Linked DNA regions of Mus musculus: region 1 is linked to region 2. A link is a loop called in an ENCODE intact Hi-C map of the cell type or tissue named here. Cell type or tissue: gastrocnemius. All regions are shown on one strand. Each heading gives the region's core, and the rest is flanking DNA. Links, peaks and the distances in the headings are about the cores only. Region 1 overlaps Mapk9 (mitogen-activated protein kinase 9). Region 2 has its middle 19 kb from the start of Gm36411.

Region 1 (5,377 bases), core at 53-5,052, 140 kb before region 2:
GTGGTGACAGGAACAGCTGTCTACTTTACTGCCATCTGCTGGCCAGCTAGGCTAATAGAAATAAAGCTCTGGGTGTCTGTGCAAGGGGCATCCCAGCTGATGCCTGCCAAATGAGAAACTTTCATGTTTATGAGGATGTAAATCACAACCCTGACCAAACAGAGCCATATTGTAACTAAAGTGGGAAGGTAGGGGAAGAGGGTCACAGGGATGACGGCTGGGTTTGTGGACGAGGAATATATCAGTATCTTATGTCACAAACTGAAAAAGGTCAAAGAGCTCTAAACACACTGCCCTGAGACACAGAAACGAGCACTAGAGTAATTCATTAAGAGAACGGAAAGTCAGGCTGGTGACACAGCCCAGTGATGGAGTGCTGGCCTAGGATGCACAAGGCTCTGCCTTCATCCCTGTCGCCACATAAAAAAGGCAAAAACCAAAACCAAAACAAACAACAATAACAAATTCTAAATAACAAAAACTAAATTCAAAGTTTGCTTCAAAAGGAGACAGAAATAGGAGAAAGAAGAGGGAATGCAGGCTTCATAACTATTTATGCAACCATGTGATCCTTGATGAATACAAATGCAAATCAACCCATTTGCTGATTTGGTTCTGTTGAGAGGAGTCCGACTTTGAAACTGTGAAGGACAGACACTGGGCAGGCGGGCTGGCTGGCACTGGCGCAGGTGAGCACTGAAGCACCTGTGCAAAGCTGGAAGGAGCTCGGCAGCCTGCTACTGTGGGCGTCTCCAAGTGGCTGCAGGGCTGAGAGAGGTTTTCATTTTCCCCAATTTTGTGAATTTATATAAAGTAAAAGTGGTAAGGGCGAGGGACAAAACTTTACCTTTTGTCCTGTTTCACTCTAAAACTTTCAAATAATTAAAAGTTTTATTTATTGTGAAGCCATTTTGTTTCTTGGAGACAAGAGTCTTGCTATATGGCGCAAGCTGACCTTGAACTGATGACCCTTCTCATCCTGAGTTCTCCATGACAGGCGTGACAAATTGCATTAACAGCAAAAGTGAAGGTATGTTTCTCTATGTGAGGCCCTATTTAAAGGGGACCATACACTGCCATGCGGAGGCTCACTTGGGTTCCTCACTCACAGAGGCCTGTCATCCAGTTTGATGTACCTGAGGGTTGTTTGGAACATCTCAATGACAACGTTCATACCTTTCCCAAGCAGTCGCAGATGTGAGTGTGTGAGGTAAGAGTGTACAAGGGATCCAGAAGGAACCGGTAAGACAGGGAGCTAGGCAGGGAGCAAGGTGGACACACAACATTGTCTCAGATCATCATGGATTCTAAACACTGTGCTAAGCAAAACATACACTACTTTGGGCTCTGTCTCACCTGCTTGTAGGCTAAAGGACCAAACATTCCACAAAAGGCAAGTACACGCCATAGTCTCATGAAGTTTCCAGGAAGTAGGGGCATTCTCCTGCCCTCACCTCCGGCTCCAAGTAAGGGAAAACAGTCCCCTCAAAAATCAATACAGCTTGTAAATCTGGGAAGTTATCATAAAGCATACATTTCATTAAACGTGTATTGTAAGGCTGACGGCCATAGCTCAGTAGTAAAGCATTGCCTCCTATGAGCAGCATCTGAGGCTCCATCTCAGCACCACACAAAAAGCAACAGTTAAGAGACAATAAGAATGCCTACAGGAAGAGGGGCGAGGGTGGAGAGATGGCTCGGTGGTTAAGGGCACTGGCCGCTCTTCCAGAGGACCTTGTTTCAGGTCCCAACACTCACACGGTGGCTTACAACTATCTGGAACTCTAGTTCCAAGGGATCTGATGCCTTTTCCTGGCCTCCATTCATGCATGTGGTACACAGACATAAATGCAGACAAAACATCCATACATAAAATAAAAATAAATACACTTTTAAAAAGCCTTCTGCATGAGGGAAGAAAATAAGCATCATATTGTTGATGGAAAATTCAGTGTCCTAAATAAAACTAAAAAGTGGCCTCAGTTATTTGGAGGTCTGGGGGAATTTTTAGAAATAGAATGATTCATTAGGAATCTTAGTTACTATTTAAAAGTGAACTTTACCATCAGAAGGTCTATTGCTTGGAATGACCACTTGGTGGCAGCAAAGGCTACACTTTGAAAAACCTGGTTATGGGGGTGCACAAGGGAAGGGAAGCCAGCACAGGCCTTTGGCAACAGAGGCAGGAGGATCACTGAGTTTGAGGCCAGCCTGGTCTACAGAGTGAGTGCCAGGACAGCTGGGGCTACATAGAAAAAAAAAGTTACTACAAACTGGAAGGCTAAACCAGAAAACCAAGATTGTTCTGCAGTAGGGTGGCCCCCTACCTCTGTGTTTACAGTGGCTGAGGGGAAAAGCTGATCTGAACAGTGTTTTGTACACAGTATGACTCCACGGCTTAACCTGGACTCTCAAAGTACCAAACTTTAAAAAGAAGAAAAAGACGTTCTTAGGGTGGGGATGGATCAGGGAGTGAGCACAAGCACCAGGAACTGAACTCAAACCCCCGGCGGCCATGTGAAAGGCCAGGGTGCTTACACATGGAACTGGAAACCAGTGCTGGGGGTGTCGGAGAGGCGGAGTCAGGAGACCACCAGCCTCCCTCCAGGTTCAGGAAATAAGGCCAAAACTGACCTCGTGGCCTTTAAACACACATGAATAAGTGTGCACTCACACATGTGCACATACACCACACAAACACTCATACATAAAAACATTAAGTTCTTTTGTAACTAGATGACTGACGACCAAATGGTCCTTTTAAAAATACAGTTATGTGATTACTCACTCTATGAATGATACCAGCTGAATGCAGATGCTTGATGCCACAGAGCATCTGGTAGAGAAGGTAGGACATTCTCTCATGGTCCAGTTCCATATGAATAACCTGACATAAGTTAGCATCCATTAGTTCCATTACCAAGTACCTGAGTATTCAAAAAGAGACCAACCACACTCATTAGTAATATTTTTAAACATTCCTTCATGAGTCTTAGCTCACAATCATTATGAAGCAGTACCGACGGGGTATTAACACTGCATGCTGGAAGTAAAAGCACTTTTAATAAAGTAGCTTGAAAAGAATCAAATATATAATAGGAGTCTGTAAAATTACCCAAAGAATATACAAACAACTAACTTACTCATTGTTTTTCTGCCTTTCAAATTATAAACAGAACTTTTTTTTAACCATGGAAACAATCTCGTACAAACTTTTCTACTTTTATTAACCCATGTGTCTGTCTGTCTGTCCACCTATCTATCTTTTGTTAGATCATCCTTTCAACATCTATACCATGCTGCTGTAGATTCTTGCTCTTTAACAATACATGATTCTGGCAGGGCTGCTAATGTAGAGGGTTTATACAGCGGGTAAATGGAACTCTGAACTTTCCGAACAGGTTGGTTATGTATTTGGACTGCTATAAAAAATGAAACCTTTTTTTTTTTTCTGGTGATTTTTGGTGTTTTTTTTTTTTTTTTTTGGCTTTTTCAGACAGGACAGGGTTTCTCTGGGTAGCCCTGGCTGTCCTGGAACTCTCTGTAGACCAAGCTGGCCACAGACTCTGAGATCCCTCTCCTCTGCCTCCTGAGTGCTGGGATTAAAGGTATGTGCTACCATCCCCTAGGTGAAATCTGTCTTTTAAGGCTGACCATACAACTTTCAAGCTCACGGTCCACCAGCAGCATAATAGCCCCACCCCAAGCCCACAGAGGTGCTTAGACACATCATCTCTAACTCCCCTCCACTGCTTGTCATGACATTCTGACTCAGCATATGCCTAGTGTCTGCCCAAACTGATGACTTCCACATCTGCAGAGACCCAAAGGCCAGTGCTAAGAACTTGGCTGCTTTCTGTGCCTAATTGCTTCCTTTTGTTGGAGCGGCTGGAGTCAGATCCTGGCTCTCCTCTCACTGTTCCTGTCTTGGTGCTATCCAGGTTGCTGTGCCTTGAAGGACCATTTATAGATTATTCTTCCATTCCTTTAATCCAGGCCCCTCCTGAACACCAGGTTCTTTCCTCTCTACCCACTTCACTGTTCCACTTGGACAGTCAATAGTGTCTCTGAATTCATGTCTAAAACTACTTGTGAGTCTAGCTACTTAGCACCCCAAGTCTGGTCCTCTCATAGTTCTCCATATCTCAGCCAAAAGCCTTTATGTGTGGCTTTCAATTTCTCTCTCACATCTAGCATCGGCAGATGCTAGGCCTCACCCTCAGACAGTGTTGGTGTCTAATCTCAAGCCCTTCCCATTACCCACTTGAACCTCTCATATGAACTGCAGTGATTGCCTCCCCATACTAACTAGGCCTTTTTGTCCTACCTCTCACAGTGGATTCTCAGCCCCTCAAAACCAAGTGTTCTTTTAAAATATGTCAGGTAAGATCACTGCTATGTGGGAAATCTCACTCTGGCTTCCTTTCCTATATGCATGCTACTTCTCTAAGCCATACCCCCTTGTCACACATACCCAGCCACCCAGACCTCTGGGTAGCAGCACACACCAGCTAAGCTCCACTGCTGCTCGTTTACTCTGGCTACACCTTCCATGTCAATTCCACTCTGTCCCAGTATCTGCAGAACAAACCGCTCCTCCCCTAAGCCTTTCTCCTACTGCCTCACTGTGATCTTTCCCCATCTACCCTGTGACGAGGAATTGAAGTCAGCAACTTGACTAGGCCAAGGAATACTGCGCTGGCAGCCTTACGTGAGGGGTGTTTTGGAGGGTGTTTGGGTAGTAATTATTATGTGAGTCTGAATGCACTGAGTACAAAGCATAGAGCAAGATCCTGAATGAGCAAATCTAGAGAATGAAGGAGACTCTCCTCTGAGAGCTGAAACAGACTTTCATGTTTTGGAATCAGAATGCTAGGCCTTATATACTACAGCTCTGAGTCCTCAGGCTCACAGCCTTAGATTAAAAGCAACACCGCAGGCATCCTTGTTCTTTGGCACTGTGGCACCCTAGGGTCCCGAGCTTGCAAATGGCCTATGTTTTCTAAATATAAATCACTGAGTTTCTAAATTTTCAATCTGATGCAAAAGATACTTACACATCTTGAAATTCTTCTAGCGTTTTTTGTGGTGTGAACACATTTAACAAGCTAATTATCTGAAAAGAGAAAATTAATTATACTTTAGTATGTCAGATTGAGTATAAAAATTGGTGTACACTGAAATGTATTAAAGGTAGAAAAATGATTGCAGAACCCAATATTTCTCATTACTATGGTTGTTACCAAAGCATCCTAGTGCACAGCATTGGAATACTTAACCACCAACTGGAAGTAAGATGTGCTTTTAACAGAATCACTCACATGACCCTAGTAACTTAAATCATTACTATGGAATTTAAATATATGTAAAATATAAA
Region 2 (5,377 bases), core at 285-5,284:
TAGACATCCCAGAAGAGGGCATCAGATCTCATTACGGATGGTTGTGAACCACCATGTGGTTGCTGGGATTTGAACTCAGGACCTCTGGAAGAGCAGTCAGTGCTCTTAATCGCTGAGCCATCTCTCTAGCCCCCCAGAAAGAGTTTTTATTTTTATTTATTTTTATTTTTTAAAGAATTATTTATTTTATGTATGTGAATACACTGTAGCTGTCTTCAGACACACCAGAAGAGGACATCAGATTCCATTACAGATGGTTGTGAGCCACCATGTGGTTGCTGGGATATGAACTCAGGACCTTCACAAGAGCAGTCGGTGCTCTTAACTGCTGAGCCATCTCTCCAGCCCTATTTTTTTTGTTTTGTTTTGTTTTGGTTTTTGGTTTTTTTTTTTTTTTTTTTTTTTGGTGTTGTTTTGTGTTTTAGCTGGTTTTTATTTCTGTTTCGTTTTTGAATGTCAAAACATGATACACAGAAGGTTTTTTTTAATAATGTAAATAATTTAAAAGCCAACTTGAATTAGTGTTAGACTCTTTTGGCAGGGACACTGGGTGGCTGGAATGAGGACCAGGCTGCTGCTTCTTCCCATTGTCATCCTCGGAGGACAAGGGTGGAGCTGAGTCTGATCCTGTGTTCCCATTTCCTGGATGTGGGGTCAGCCTGCGTGTGTTGCGGAGGCGGCTTCTGCAGGTCCTCCAGAAAGCTGGCTCATGCAGGAAGTCATCAGCACCACATTCCTCGTGTGTCCCCTTCGTGTGTCCCCTTCCCTGACCCGAGATTCTGCTTCATCCTCCTCCTCTGCACACAGCCAACGGCGATCCTTGGCGCCAGGAAAGATGGGAAGCTGTGTGCTTGGCCTCCCCCGTACCCTTCCTTAGCTTTCTCAGGTCAGTTCCCTGATTTTCTATTCCCTTCACCCCTCGTATACTTACCTCCAAGGCCTCTCTTTTATCCACTGGGTCTCATGTCCCCTGTGGCTTCCCACGACTGTGTTCCCTTGGGACATGATGTCTCAGCCCCTGAGCTTCAATGGACTCCTCTTGGAAACCCAGTGAAAACGGAACCCCAGACAACACCTTGCATTGCTTGGGTCAGTGGAAACCCTCTGTGGGTTCCAGACTTGTCCCCCAGCCTCCTTCCTGCTAGGTAGCCAGTGCTAGGGTAGTAGGAAGAGCAGGCGTGTCACAAAAGATACTCAAATCCACAGTGCCTTCTGTAGGTTGCTCTTCCATACCCCACATCCCCAAGGTTAACCTCAGGCTTTCCATATCCGACTCTGGTTCCTGCTTGGCCATCAAGCAAGCCAACTAGGCTGCAGGCTAGATTGTCTTAATTGCCAGTACCTACTTAAACCACAGGCTGAGACAGCTGGGGTGTGGCATGGAGCTATGCCTTCCTCAGTCAAAAACAGTATCAAGAGGCCAAGAGAGAGGCTGGAAAGATGGATCAGCAGTTGAGAGCACTGGCTGCTCTTCCAGAGGTCCTGAGTTCAATTCCCAGCAACCATATGGTGGCTCACAACCATCCATAATGGGATCTGATGCCCTCCTCTGGTGTGTCTGAAGAGAGCAATGGTGTACTCCTATGCAGAAAATTAAAAAAAAAAAAGAAGCCAAGAGAATAGACTATTTCTACCATGTACCCTGGAGAGTTAAGTGCAGGTACCCTGCAACTTCCTGGAGTTATGCCCTGATGAAAACATCCTGAACTGAGCACAACTACAGTGCACCTAAAGAAAGCCATAACTCAGCCACACAGTTGTGGGAATGTAAAGAAGAATGGCCCCTATAGGAGCTATATTTGAATGCTTGGTCATCAGGGAATGGCACTACCAGTGAGGGATTAGGTTAGGTATGGCCTTGTTGGAGTTAAGTGTGTCACTGGGGGTGGCCTTTGAGGTTCTTGAGGGCCCAAGTCCTGCTTCTTTCTCCTGATGCTACTGATACCTATGGACCCAAATGTAGAACTCTCAGCTACTTCTCCAGCACCATGTCTGCCTGTGTACTGCCATGCTTCCTGCCATGATGATAAACCTCTGAAAATCTAAGCCAGGCCCAATGAAATCCTTTCCTTTATAAGAGTTGCCATGGTCATGGTGTCTCTTTACAACAATAGAACCCTGACCGAGACAACAGTGTGTGGAGGAATATCAGTTGCCACCCCTTACGCTGGACAACTGTGACTCAGTGCCACTTCTCAGTGTCGCAAGACGAGTGGACCTCATGTGATTAGCCCAGGGAAAGGCTTGAATTCGAACTCTGAAGGATCCCATCTGCCGAGAGCTTATCGCTTTCATGCCGTTGTGAGGTGAACCATCACTGGGTGAAATCGTGGTTATGTTGGGGCCAGCAAAAGGAAAATGTGAACTGTGAACCAGTTGTGGATGTTCCCTACAAGTTCTTCTGTGGCTTGGAGGGCGTGGTCAAGGTTTTCAGATGACCATCCCTGGGCTGAATCCTATCCTACACACCAGGTGCCCACCTACCTCTTCATTTGGCAAGCTACACCCTGGTGTGTGAAAGGCCACAGACAACAGCAGGGGTGGCTGGGGCATGGGGTTGAGAGTTAAGTGGAGACAAATGGCTCAGGGGCAATACAGGCTACTCTATGCCAAGCTCTCAGAAGGCTTCTAACACTCTGCTTCCAGACAGCACCTGCAGAGCTCCCTAATTCCCCCAGTCTGGTAGGGCTAGGAATTTGCAGCACATTCTATGGCTAACCAACACTCTGCCCTAGATTTTAATTTCTGAGTTTTAGGTTTTAACCACTTTCAGAGAAGCAGGACTGGAGGACAGAGAGCTCCCAGACTCCTTCCTTAGCCACAGGTATAGCAGCATAACAGCTGTCACATGCACCCGACCCTACCCACTCAGCAGGGTTCTCCATTCTGTGTGTTGAGGGATCACTAAAGGGGCATGAAGTCCCTAAGCACCACTTGGACATTAAGGGGAGACCCTGCTCCCCACAAAGCACTGACTGGGTGAAGGAAGCTCTGTATAAGCCAGATGTATGCCATTGCTGGGTTTTGGGTTTGTTGGGGAGGTTTCTAAAGAGGACACTGAGCCTGGAACCCAGAACTAACAACAGAGGGTGCTTTGGGGTGGACGAGGCTGCGGTGTTGTTGGGGAGGCAGGGTGTGGTGGCTTTGGGCTGGAGCCAGTGATGAGCTTGGAATTTCCCAGGGCTTTTCAGAAGTCAGAGAACTGGGGTGGAGTGGGTTTTCTCTCCAATCTCGTCTGGTGTTGGCCACAGCAGGGAAGTCCTAGGTGGATGCTACAGCCAGCTGGTATACCCTGTACCAGTCACAGAACTGAGGTGGGACTGGGAAAAGTAAGGGGGGGGGAGGAGTGTCCAGAGCACCAAGATGAGGTCATCCCTGCTCAGCACTCAAGATAAGAATCGAAGGACTGGGGGCAGAGAAGACAGCTCAGTGGTTTAGAGCACTTACTGCTTTTGTAGAAGACCCAGGTTCAAATCCCAGAACTCACATGGTGGTGTGCAAAAACCTGTCACTCTAGCTGCATGTACATGCACACATGTAAACACACAGGGGGGGAGGGGAGAGAGAGGGGGAGGGAGAGAGAGAGAGGAGAGGAGAGGAGAGGAGAGGAGAGGAGAGGAGAGGAGAGGAGAGGAGAGGAGAGGAGGAGGGGGAGGAGTCATCGTCCAGGCAGTGGTGGTGCATGCTTTTAATCCTAGCACTTGGGAGGCAGAGGCAGGAAGATTCCTGAGTTCGAGGCCAGCCTGATCTACAGAGTGAGTTCCAGGACAGCCCGAGCTACACAGAGAAACCCTGTCTTGGAAAACCAAAAAGGAGGAGGAGGAGGAGGAGAAGGAGGAGGGGGAGGAGGAGGAGGAGGAGAAGGAGGAGGGGGAGGAGGAGAAGGAGGAGGGGGAGGAGGAGAAGGAGGAGGGGGAGGAGGAGGAGGAACTAAAGGGATAGTGAGTCAGGAAACTTTATCCAGCATTGTACATGGAGAAAGTCTTGACTGGGTCATACTTAGCCCCAGAGGGGACTGCTGTCTGGTTATAGGACTTCCCCAGTTGATCATTCTCTGCTACTGACACAGAGGATCTGAAGGAGGGGAAGATGGGGAAAACATTGCACATGGTCAGAGAAGAAATGTCCTTTCCCCAGTTCCAGACCCCCCCAAAAATCTGGGGTTCAGAGTATGGTTGAAACATTAGTAGGATCAGGCAAGTGGGAGCAGACTGGGAGGAACAAGGGTCCCTGTCCACTGACTCTGGACAGATGAAGGAGGGCCTAATCAGCTTACGCTGGTATAGGGACTGTTACTGACACAGGAAACAGGATGGTAGAGAGCCCAGGAAGGCTACTGAGGTCAGTGCAGAGAGGCTGCTATGCTTTAAAGTATCCCCTAAAGTTCATGTGTTAGAAACTTCATCTTCTAGACCAACAAGATGGCTCAGCTGGTAAAGGCCAACCCTGCTTACCTGAGTTTGATTCCCAGGACCTACATAGAAGGAGAGATCTGATTCCTGCAAGTTGTCTTCTGGCATCCATACACATATGAACATGTGAGTGCATGGGTGTGTATATGTACAGACAGACACAAATAAATGTTTAAAAACCACAAAAGCTTTCGACTCCCATGTAACAGTGTTGAGATGTGGGGTCTCTATGGTTAGGTCATAAAAGCTTGACTTCCATATAGAGATTGGTAGGCCTTCACTAGATGTGCGTCTCTTCTATGTCACAGCCTTCAGAACCATTATCCATATAAACTCTGTTCACAAGAAATGATTTAATCCTGGGTATTCTGTTACAGCAACACAAAAGGGACCAAGGCAAAAGCTGGGGTGAGCTCAGACCTGGGTGGGTCCCAGCACAAGCCAGGCTGCAGCTGGCCCAGAACACAGGGTCAGGATCAGGGCATCCGGAACCAGAATGTAGGTGGTCCAGCAGGACTGAGTCTCTGATCAGAGGCCTCTGAGGTTTCTTGGGTCCAGCCTCCTCCCCCTCGCATTTAAGGCCTTCTAAGTTGACATGTCTGACACCTAATAACTATTCTCATGGCCTCCCTTTAGATAGGCCAGGCTCCCCTGCCCTATAAGCACTCTTCAGTCTCATCTCTCACACTCGACTCTGCCTGAAGTAGTCTATTCTTACACAAAGCCTGTCCCTTCTCCAATTTTATCTCAGGAAGGCCCTCCAGGAAGCTCTTCTTGAGCGTTCCCAGCCAGAGGGACATGGAATGTCTCTGGAGCCTGGAACACATTGGCCAGTCACTCAACACAGGGATGAATTCCAGGACATAGCCCCAGCCATTCTGAAGAAAATGGCATCTGCTGACCTTGTTGCATGGACCTGCTGGTCACAGGAGAGAGGCAGATATCCTGGGGAATGACCAGACTCA

What was found. A loop is a pair of places that touch in the nucleus more often than their neighbours do. Peaks named below come from ENCODE experiments on the same cell type or tissue, not always from the same donor. Only the 100,000 strongest peaks of a DNase experiment are listed, where the experiment ranks them.
Region 1: it touches region 2 in a loop (4-fold over the local background); 24 of 42 quality-filtered maps call a loop at or near these places.

Annotation. Positions count from the first base shown.
Region 1 is chr11:49,866,722-49,872,098 of GRCm38, reverse strand. It overlaps Mapk9 (mitogen-activated protein kinase 9), which reads right to left. Exons shown (of 12, transcript NM_207692.2): 4 at 5,058-5,116; 5 at 2,789-2,927. Among named protein-coding and RNA genes, the nearest start is that of Mapk9, 23 kb to the right of the region's middle. In gastrocnemius, for the core only: a CTCF peak has its summit at 2,092 (motif pointing right); a DNase peak (open chromatin) is centred at 2,137.
Region 2 is chr11:49,730,270-49,735,646 of GRCm38, reverse strand. No RefSeq gene overlaps it. Among named protein-coding and RNA genes, the nearest start is that of Gm36411, 19 kb to the right of the region's middle. In gastrocnemius, for the core only: no CTCF peak of the experiment used is centred there; no DNase peak of the experiment used is centred there; H3K4me3 peaks cover 288 bases; H3K27ac peaks cover 2,419 bases.